Regions from separate parts of the Homo sapiens genome. Here region 1 is linked to region 2. The links are chromatin loops, found by intact Hi-C in ENCODE. Cell type or tissue: CD14-positive monocyte. All regions are shown on one strand. Links, peaks and the distances in the headings refer to the core of each region. The heading gives the core; the rest is flanking DNA.

Region 1 (5,380 bases), core at 232-5,231, 52 kb before region 2:
GGTCAAAACCCCATCGTCTAGCCCCTGACAACTTCTCTAGGCTTGTCTGCTTCCAGCCCCAACCTCCCAGTCCCCAGCCTCAGCAGCTGCCTTCCACTTGCTTAAGGTCTTCACGCATGCTATTTCTTCTACCTGGAATACTCTTTCTCCATGACTTTGCGTAGCTCACTCCTACCCACATTTTAGTGTTCCCTGTAATGTAACTTCTTCAAAGAGAACTTCCCTAACTCTTCTAATTAAATTAGGTCCCTCCCATTATTCTTCCTCTTTATAACCTATTCTTTTCCTTCACAACTCTCATTTCAATTTATGATTTTACATGGACATGTTTATTGGTTCAAGGTCAGCCTGTCCTTCATACTTAATAGATTTAATAGACTGTAAGCCTCACGAGGGTAGGGGCCATGTCTGATTTGTTCACTTCAAATCCAGTATCTGACAAGTGTCTCCCTATAAATATTTATTGATGAATGAATGAGTGAATGAATGATATCAGCAATCTTTATCTTAAAAGATAAAATTAGAACTCAATAAACTTGTAAACATAAGCAGTAGTGACTATTTCCATTAAAAAAGGTAGCAACCAAAACAAGATTCAAGGAAATACAAATACCAAGGTTTATTAGGTACTTCTTAAAACTAACCATCCATTCAACAAATGTGTATTAAGCTTCCGTAGCCCTTGTGCTTCTTGCCAGAAATACAAATCTAAATACGATCTGGCTCTCAGGAGCTTGCAGCCTGGGGGAGTAGGGTTGGACATGTAAATAAATGGTTATAGTGTAATTTGATAAATGCTGCAATAATATAGGTATCTAACTCTGCCTGGGAGTGCCTATATCTGGGACTTGGTGAAAAAGAAAAAGATGACTTTGTCACCTGGACGGGACAGAGGGAGGGCATTCTGGGCAGGAGACGAATGAAGGAATGTGGCTCATTTGGGGAACTGCCAGTGGTTTGGTAAATGGAGCGCAGGTTGTGTGAAGGATGGAGGCGGTTGAAGAGGTAGGTAGGCAATCACCAGATCCCACGTTCATGCACATGTGTTCTGCTGAGGAGTCTGGGCTATGCTCTGCCTCCCTGTAGGGCTTGGGGATCCACTGGATGGTGTTAAGCAATGGAGTGGCACCACACCTTCATATTTATAGACAAGAAGTTATAACCCTAATGGCAGTGTGTAAAATGAATGGAATGGGGGATGGGATGGTTAGCAGAAAGTAAGCCCAGTTAGGAGGCTACAGCAATTGTCTAAGCAACGATAATAAGAGTCTAAATTAAAGCAGTGGCATTCATTCATCTCTGTTGATATATATTATTTGATGGTTAGTTTTTTGATGATAAATATTTGTTGATGCTTAAAATATATTTTGATGCATAATATTATACCCCATCCCATGCTAGGTGGTAGGGTATAATATTAATAGTCAATATTTATTGAGTGCTTACCATGTGTCCTGTTCTTTTCTAAATACTATACATGCATTAACTGATTCAACCCTCACCACAACCCTATGAATCAGTACTATTATCATCCCCCATTTTACCAATGGGGAAACTGCGGGAGAAGAGGTCATATAACTTCCACTTACTTAGATACCTAATAATTGATGGAGTCAGGATTTGAATCAGGTAATTGGGCTGCAAAATTCATGCTGTTAAGCACCATCCCTTACTGATATTGTGGTAATGAACAAGCTGGACAAGGTCCCTGGTCTCATGGAACTTACATTCTGGCACTGGAGATGTAGAGGAGAAGACAGAGTGGGGCAAGGTTTAGATTGTAGAATCAGAAAAACTGGATCCTTATAAGAGAAAGAGCAGTCAGGGCAAATTCACAAGACACTGGCTTTGTGATTGGTGGATAGTTGTGTCAGTCATGGAGTTAGGAAATACAAGCTAGGGGTGGTAGGGTGGCGGAAGGTGAACTTGGAGGGATGAGTTCATTTTGGGATAAACTGGTGTTGGACTGACTGTGGGATATGGAGGTGGAGCCATCGAGTGAGCAGTTGAAGTCATGTGTCCAGAGCATAGAAAAGATGTTTATATGGAGACAATGGGGGGATCAAAGATGGGGGGACAGTTGGAGACATAGGCGGAAAACAATAGCTAGAAGACAGGCTTAGTCCAAGAGTTCATAAAGGAAAAGATTGATAAATTCAACTGCCTTAAAATGAAGACCTTGTGTTCATCAAAAGACATATTTAAAAGAATAAAAAGATAGGAAACAAAACCAGAGAGATGCTTGCAACACATATAACTGCCACAGCCCAAGCATCCAGATTATCTTCAGAACTCATACAAATCAGTAAGAAAAGTCAGTAGAAAAATGGACAAAAGATACAGGCAGATACTTCATAAAAGAGGAAATATAAGATGACCAATAAATAAATGAAAAAGTACCAAACCTCATTAGAAATCTTAGAAATGCAAATTAAAGCTATAATACATCACATATTATATAAATCATATTGGCCAAAAATAAAATGTCTGACAATAAAAAGTGTTGGTGACGATATGGTGCAAACAGAATTCTCACTTGTTGCTAGTGGAAATGTGAATTGGTATAACCACTTGGTAGAAGTTTGGCACTGTCATGGAAACTTGAAGATTCACATGCCCTAAGACCTAGGAACTCCATGCCTAGGTGCATAACCTGATATGCTCATATGCCACAATATATATACGAAAATCTGTAAGGCAGCATTGTTTGTTATATCCTTTGTACTAGACAGCTTCTATGATGGCTCCCTAAGATTTCTGCCTCCTGATATTCATGCCTTTCTGTAATCTTCTCTCCTTAAGTGTGAACTGGACCCAGCAACTTCTTCTAACAAATAGAGCATGACAAAATTGATGGGATATCACTTCTGAGATTAGATTACAAAAGGATGTGACTTCTGCCTTGCTCACACTCTCTCTCTGGCCCTCTTGCGTGCTTGCTCTCATGAAGCTGGCTGTCATATTGTCAGCTGCCCTATGGAAGGACCCATATGGCAAGGACTCAAGGGAAGCCTCTTGCCAACAGCTGGTGAGGAACTGAAGCCATCAGTCTAACAGCCTGTGATAAAATGGTTCTTGCCAACAACCACTTAAGCGAATTCAGCATCGAATCATCCCCAGCTCAAGCCTTAAGATGAGACCATAGCCCCAGCTAACACCTTGATTACAGTCTTGTGAGAGACCAGAGCCAGAGGACCTAGCCAAGAGTCCATGCCTGGAGTCTCAATCTACAGAAACTGTCACATAATACATGGTGTTTTAATCCACTGTGTTTTGGCATGATTTGTCACACAGCAAGATAACTAATACAAATCACCAAACTAGAGATCCCTCAAATGGTCATCAAAAGTAGAATGGATAAGCTGGGCTGGGCTCAGTGTCCCATGCTTGAGCCCAGGAGCTCAAGATTGTAGTGTGCAATGATCACACCTAGAAATAGCCACTTCACTCCATCCTGGGCAACATAGTGAGAGCCAAAAATAAAAAATAAAAATAATAAATAAATAGGAGTCATTGAATGAATTTCAAGGTGGGAGTGGCCAATGGTGCCAACTGTTCTAGAGTCAAATACCAAAAGAAGTGAAGTTTCCCGACTGGATGCGACAAGTTGCAGGTTTGCAGACCTGATTCTGAGATGGCCCTCGAGATTCCCATCTTTGGCACCCCTCTCCATTTTTGTGGGTGGGATCTGTGACTATAATGGGATCACTGCTCCCTTGATTAGGTGCTGTTATATGAGACTCCATCTGAGCAGACTGTCTAGTAATTCACAGCTGGCCCCAAAGAAGCAAATGGCCTTGTTATGAACTACTTACCTCAGGTCCTAGCCGCATGGCCCCCTTCAAAGGCTAAGAGTGACTCTCACCAACCAGCAAAGACAAAATAGGATGTCATTTCTACAGCTACAAGGAACTGGTTTCTGCCCACAACCCCAAGCTCCAGAAGGAATTCAGCCCAGCAAACACCCGGATTTCAGTCTGTAAGACTCTGAGCAGAGACCCCAGCCACACTATGCCTGGATTCCTGACTCCTTGTAACTGTGAGATAATAAAAGGCTAATGTTTTATGTCAATAAATTTCTTGTATTTTGTTATGCAATAGAAGAAAATAAATATAGCAGGTCATCAATGACCTAAGGGCAGAGTAGGTGATAGAGATCATGTGAAGTCTTTAAAATAGGATTATGACATACTTTCCCTACCCAGTTGACCTCCTGCCTGGATTTAATAAAGCCTCCTTGACTTTGTTACCTGGCACATTTGGCTCAAATCAATCTCGACTTCCACCCTGTGCTGCCGTAGCACCTCATTCATGTCATTGGCTATACTTTTCACCTTGAATCTAAATTCGATCCTGTTCACTGCCCCTGCCAGGCTGTGAGCTCCAAGAAAGCAGAGCTCTTTCCAGAGTTTTCTTTACATCCCTGGCTCTGGGTATGACACATGATGAATGCTTAATAAGTGTGGAACAAAAGAGTGACCCAAAGAAGGGCGAAGACTCCTGGTTCTTCATCATGCCCATGGGAACCATGCTTTGGGGATGTAGGGAGTGGACATTCTCTGTGGCAGCTTCAGGCTTCTGGGGTTCTGTGGTGCCACTGATGTGTCATGTAATTTGAAAGCCCTGGAAGAAACTATGGGTGACTCTGGTTGTCCCCTCTCCAGGGCCAGTTGGCTGCATTCCACGGAAAAGGAACCCATAGAGAGGACAGCTAGGATGGCCTTGTCTACCGCTGGCCTCAGATCTGAGGAGTGAATGTTTCTAATAGCCTCTTGGCATGGTTATTTTGGAGCTCCTCAGGACTGTCAATTACTTGACAGCATGAAACAGTTGGAGGACTCAGGGATATGACAAAAGCAGTGTAATTCCTGTTTTATAACTGAATCTCAGAAGAATCCTTTGGCCAATACCCTAGGTCAGGAAAGAAATAGCTACTTGGCTTTGCTCACACTCCACTTAGGTGAATTGATGTCCATTTTGTTCAGGGCTAGATTTCAACCTTCTGTTGTTGTGGAAATATCCCCTGTTGGATGTCAATTGCTTCCTTCTTCTCTTCCTTCTGCTTTCCCTTTCTCCACCCTTTTTTCTCTCCTTTTTAAAAAATTTCCTTTCTCTTTTTGCCAAAGCAAAGCTTTTCATTTCCCAGAAACTGAGCTGGCTGCTTCTTCCTGGTGGAGATATATATATATATATATATATATATATATATATATATATTTTTTTTTTTTTTTAGATAGGGTCTCAAGCCATCCTCCCTCCTCACTCAGCTTCCCAAGTAGCTGGGACTGCAGGCAAGCACTACCACTCCCAGCTAATTTTTTTGATTTTTAGTAGAGACGAGGTCTCCCTATGTTGCCCAGGCTGGTCTTCAACTCCTGAA
Region 2 (5,380 bases), core at 72-5,071:
GAGATAACAGCATACATAGGGTTGTTGTGAGGGTTAAATAACGAATTAATATATGAAAGCCCAGTGACTGTGCCAGGCATATGGTAAGTGCCATATGAATGTGAGATATTTGACAATTATCTCTTGAGCACTATCTCCAGGCCACATCCATGTGCTAAGTATACAAGGATGACTAACGCATTGTATCGGGCCCACCTTGTCTGCACCTTTCATCCTCTGGATAGATCCCTCTTTTCCTGTGGCCATTGGTGAGGCCATCAGCTTCAAGCAGGTATACCTGTCGGCATCTTGCCTTGTTGTTCCCTCCTCTCTATGAGGAACTGCCATACCCTTCTCCACCGCGGCTGCGCCACTTCACATCCCAGCAACAGTGCACAGGGGTTCCAGTGTCTCCACATGCTTGCCAACATGTCTCCCTCCTTTCCTCCCTCATTCCCTCCCTCCCTTCCTTCCTTCCTTCTTTCTTTCCTTCCTTCCCTTCCTCCCTCCCTCCTTCCTTCCCTCCCTCCTTCTCTCTCTTTTTCTTTCTTTCTTTCTTTTTTCTTTCTTTCTCTTTCTTTCTTTTCTTCCTTCCTTCCTTCTTCCTTTCCATTCCTTTCCTTTCATTTCCTTTTCTTTCCTTTCCTTTCCTTCTCTGTCATTCTTTCTTAATATTAAACTTTTAGCTATGGAAAACAGTATAGCTATTTCTCAAAAAATTAAAACTAAAGTTACCATATGATCCAGTAATACCTCTTCTGGGTATATATCCAAAAGAATTGAAAGCAGGGTCTTGATATACTTGTACACCATGTTTATAGCAGCATTATTCACAATGGCCAAAAGCTGGAAGCAACCCAAGTGTCCATTGACGGATGACTAAATAAGCAAAATGTGGTCTATCCATATAAAGGAATATTAGTTGACCATAAAAGGCAAGGAAATTATGACACAAACTACAACTTATGTCAAGCTACAACTTGCTGGATGAAACTTGAGGACAGTATGCTAAGTGAAATCAGCTAGACACAAAAAGACAAGCACCATATACTTCCATTTCTTTGAGGTACGTGGAATAGTGAAAGTCATAGGGACGGGAAGTAGAATATGGTGGCTACCAGGGACCAGGGGTAGCAGGTAACAGGGAAATATTGTTTCGTGGGTATAGGGTTTCACTTTCACCAGATGAAGAGTTCTGGAAATGGATGGTGGTGATGGTTGCACAACAATGTGGGTGTACCTAATGCTGATGAAATATGCAGTTAAAAATGGTTAAGATGGTTTTATGTTACAAAATACATATTTTATCAAAATTTTAAAAAATTTAATACTTTTAGAAAATTTTAAAATTGGAAAAAAGTTGTCTGTGTGAATTGTTTCCTTGTCTACTGTTGAAGTCAAAATAAAAAAGTGGAGATGAACCAAAATAAAAATAGAGAGATGAATCTCGAAATGTAGCATTTTATTTGGGAAGAAAGAATTGCAATTCACGGCATACACACAGACAGAGTGGTCTTCTGAAGATGGTATGCCTGAAGAACAAAGAGAAGGTTGGGGGTTTTATAAAAAAAGGGAAATGTTACATGTGTTATTGGGAGAAAGTTCACTGGTATTAGCAAAGCCCTGGGAACTGGCAAGCTCTGACTGGTGAGCCATGAAGATGGGCAAAAGCCATGAAGGTAGTCCCATAGTTGCAGCAAGTTAGCTCAGCAGCTATGTGAACAACTGGCCTCAGGTTACAACCAGCAGCTTCAGCAGCCAGACTTGCAGAGCTGTACATTCCTGGAGCAACGTTATGTGTCCTGAGTGCTTTCCACCACTGGTTGTTCCTTCTCCTTCTTCTCCTTCTTCTCCTTCTTTTCCTTCTTCTCTTCTCCTCCTTCTTTTCCTTCTTCTCTTCTCCTCCTTCTCCTCTTCCTCCTCCTTCCTTTTCCTCTTCCTCTTCCTCTTCTTCCTCTTTCTTCTGTTCTTTTTTTTTAATTTAATTTTATTTTTTATTATACTTTAAGTTTTAGGGTACATGTGCACATTGTGCAGGTTAGTTACATATGTATACATGTGCCATGCTGGTGCGCTGCACCCACTAACTCATCATCTAGCATTAGGTGTATCTCCCAATGCTATCCCTCCCCCCTCCCCCCTTCCCCCCCCCACAATAGTCCCCAGAGTGTGATGTTCCCCTTCCTGTGTCCATGTGATCTCATTGTTCAATTCCCACCTATGAGTGAGAATATGCGGTGTTTGGTTCCTCTTTCGTCTTTTCTTCTTCTTCTTCTTCTTCCTCCTCCTCCTCCTTCTTCTTCTACCTCTTCTTCCTCTTCTTCCTCCTCCTCCTCTTCTTCTTCTTCTTCTTTTTTCTTTTTTTTTTTTTGACAGAGTCTTGCTCTGTCACCCAGGCTGGAGTGCAGTGGTGCGATCTTGGCTCACTGCAGCCTCTACTTCCAGATTCAAGCGATTCTCCTGCCTCAGCCTCTCTAATAGCTGGGACTACAGGCATGTGCCAGCACACCTGGCTAATTTTTTTATTATTATACTTTAAGTTTTAGGGTACATGTGCACAACGTGCAGGTTTGTTACATATGTATACATGTGCCATGTTGGTGTGCTGCACCCATTAACTCGTCATTTAACATTAGGTATATCTCCTAATGCTATCCCTCCCCTCTCCCCCCACCCCACAACAGGCCCCGGTGTGTGATGTTTCCCTTCCTGTGTCCACGTGTTCTCATTGTTCAGTTCCCACCTATGAGTGAGAATATGTGGTGTTTGGTTATTTGTTCTTGCGATAGTTTACTGAGAATGATGATTTCCAGTCCAGTCCCTTTCCCACGTGCCTTGCCCAGCCACAATGCCTCTCAGCGCAGCCCCCTCGCGGCTTCCCTTCCCCAGTCTTGCTTCATGCCACACTGTGCGTTGGGAGAGCTCCCAAAACCCTCCTATGGTTCCCTGCTGCCCTAGAGATGAAGCCCACCCTCCTCAACATGGCCACAAGGCCCCCGGCAGCTGGCAGAAGGCTTGGGGACCCTGGTGGAGCCTCCGTGGGCAAACCGTTTGTCCCCTACCATCATGCTTGGTGTATGGCTGCATTTGCCCTGTGCTTGTCTCCTCTGCTCTCTAAGTGATCTAAGGGCTGTCCTTGTCACTCTTGTTTACCCTGAATCCCCGGATCTCTCACAATCCCTGGCACTCCAAAAATATTGTCAAATAAATACATGATCAAGGAGAGCTAACACAGGAGCCCTTTGCCTCACCTCCTGTGCCCTGGTGCCAGGCTGGCATGACATGCCTTCCTCTAGGTGCCTTGGGAACCCAGCCTGAGTTCAGCTTTATGAGGAAGATAGGACAGCCCAGGTCTTGCCAATTCACAGGAACTTTTGCCACTTTTAGCCCATTTAAGGCTGACAGAGATTGGTCTAGAATCAGGAAAAGTTGAATTCAAGTACAGCAGGGTGGGCTTGACCCAGTCACAGGACCTCCAGTGACATCATTGGATCATTGGATTTTGCAAGATAGTGAACGTCAGGGAGTCCCACAGTGGCACCATGAGGAGTCAGCCCACAGTCAATTCCTCCTCTCACTTTCTCTTTCTCAGATCTTTGCAGACAAAGTATCCCGTTCAGACTGTTAAATACTGCACTTTCGGCCGGGTGCGGTGGCACATGCCTGTAATCCCAGCACTTTGGGAGGCTGAGGCTGGTGGATCACTTGAGGTGAGGAGATCGAGACCAGCCTGGCCAACATGATGAAACCCCATCTCTACTAAAAATACAAAAATTAAATAATAAATTACAAATAAATAAAATAAAATAAAACAAAATAAAATAAAATACTGCACTTTCAAAATGGTTGGCTTTGACCATTTTACCAATGAGGAAACTAGCTTACACGGGAGGGCTGGAGGCAATGTTTTTTTTTTTTGCCAGCATCCAAGTGGGATGCCTCCTCCCAAAGCAGCCCTGGATTTTTCCCTCAGGCCATGGGAGGACCCAATGTGACGGGCACCAGGCTGGTCCTACACTATGCCTGGCCACCCCAGCTCAGCCAACACGTGACTCTTTCTCCATGCTCATCCTTCATGTTTCTTCATCATTACCCAGAGCTCCCAGACCTAACAGCTTGCTCCTAGTGGCACGCAGGCATTCAGAGACTCAGAAATTATACTCTGAGCCAATTGGGCCATGTTATGTTCCTTGTGCTCATATGGAGCATACACTGAAGGAAGTAGAAGCAGAGAATATCAGAGCCAGAGGGACCCTAGGAGCCATCAGTGTTCACTTCTCTTCTCTCCTGATGGGGAAACTGAGGCCCAGACAGCTGAACCATGGTAGGAGTCCTTTTCCTGACTCCCCCTCCCATGCTCTTCCTACACCCGAGCTGCCTTCCCGGCTCCTTTATGAAGCACTAGACTGCCCTGGCCTGTGGGGTTGGGGAGAAGGAAAATCAATAGAGACAGTAATGGGCCAGGCTCTATCTGACCTTTGAGGAGTCCAGTAGGAGAGGGTTGTGTCTCTCCCTTCAGCCAAATCAGCATTCAGAGGGGACTTGGCAGGGAATCAGCCTCCCAGCCGTGCCGCCTGAGTCATGAAGCATGGTGCTGCCTTGGTGATCATGCTTGGGAACAGGGATTGACCAACATGCTGAGCAGGTGTGCAGGTGGTGAGGTGGGGCCCAGGGTACTTGTCTGTCTGCTCTGAGAGTGCCAGGTTGCAGGCCAGCCCTGGGGTGGTGGGGGCTCTTTCTCCTGCCAGGTTCCACCTCTTCTCCATATACCACCTCCCCTCCCTTTTTCCCTCCTCCTCCAGCTTTCTGCTCTCCGTGACTCCCCTCTCCCTCCCCCACTGATCCCTCACTCTTCTTTCCTACCGCTCCCAGTCTGGGCTGTCCAGGTCATATGGAATCGAGTTTAGGAGCCGCTGTCCTTCGGGGATTCCTCTGATGCTCTTCAGCGAGGTCAGCTCCTTTCTCCTGGGTGCTGGCTGTGCACTGGCCTCTGCCTCCTCTGTTGTCTGAATGAGGAGCTCCAGGTGCTGCAGGCTGTACTCCGTTCCCCAGTGCAGTGGGGGGCTCTCTGAGTCCCTGGGCAGAGCAGGGATGGGGAGGGGAGGGTGACGGGGAGCCTTCAGGAGTTGAAGCTAACGGAAGGAGTGGGAGCGGGACAACGTGGTGATCTGGGAGGGAAGTGGGCCAGATGGGACTGTGGTCAGGCCCTGGCCAGTGGGTAAGTGTGAAGAATGGAGGCACTGGGTAATGCAGCTCCTGGGCACAGTGGGCACCCTGTGCTTGTGCGTGGGGGGAGGAGTGGGAGGCAGACTCCCATAGGCAGTCAGAACCCGGGCCTCTGGCTCAGGGCTCTGTCCATTCCCACCAGCTCTGGGATCCCCAGGGCTGGCTCCATGGTGTG

What was found. A loop is a pair of places that touch in the nucleus more often than their neighbours do. Peaks named below come from ENCODE experiments on the same cell type or tissue, not always from the same donor. Only the 100,000 strongest peaks of a DNase experiment are listed, where the experiment ranks them.
Region 1: a loop joins it to region 2, with 4 times the contacts of the local background. A loop is called at or near these places in 11 of 110 quality-filtered maps.

The regions. Positions count from the first base shown.
Region 1 is chr1:223,145,086-223,150,465 of GRCh38, forward strand. It overlaps LOC124904522 (a long non-coding RNA gene), which reads left to right. Exons shown (of 2, transcript XR_007066895.1): 2 at 2,803-4,072. Among named protein-coding and RNA genes, the nearest start is that of TLR5, 4.5 kb to the left of the region's middle. In CD14-positive monocyte, for the core only: no CTCF peak of the experiment used is centred there; no DNase peak of the experiment used is centred there; H3K4me3 peaks cover 78 bases.
Region 2 is chr1:223,197,584-223,202,963 of GRCh38, forward strand. No RefSeq gene overlaps it. Among named protein-coding and RNA genes, the nearest start is that of TLR5, 57 kb to the left of the region's middle. In CD14-positive monocyte, for the core only: no CTCF peak of the experiment used is centred there; DNase peaks (open chromatin) are centred at 1,148, 1,688 and 2,238; H3K4me3 peaks cover 1,472 bases; H3K27ac peaks cover 1,983 bases.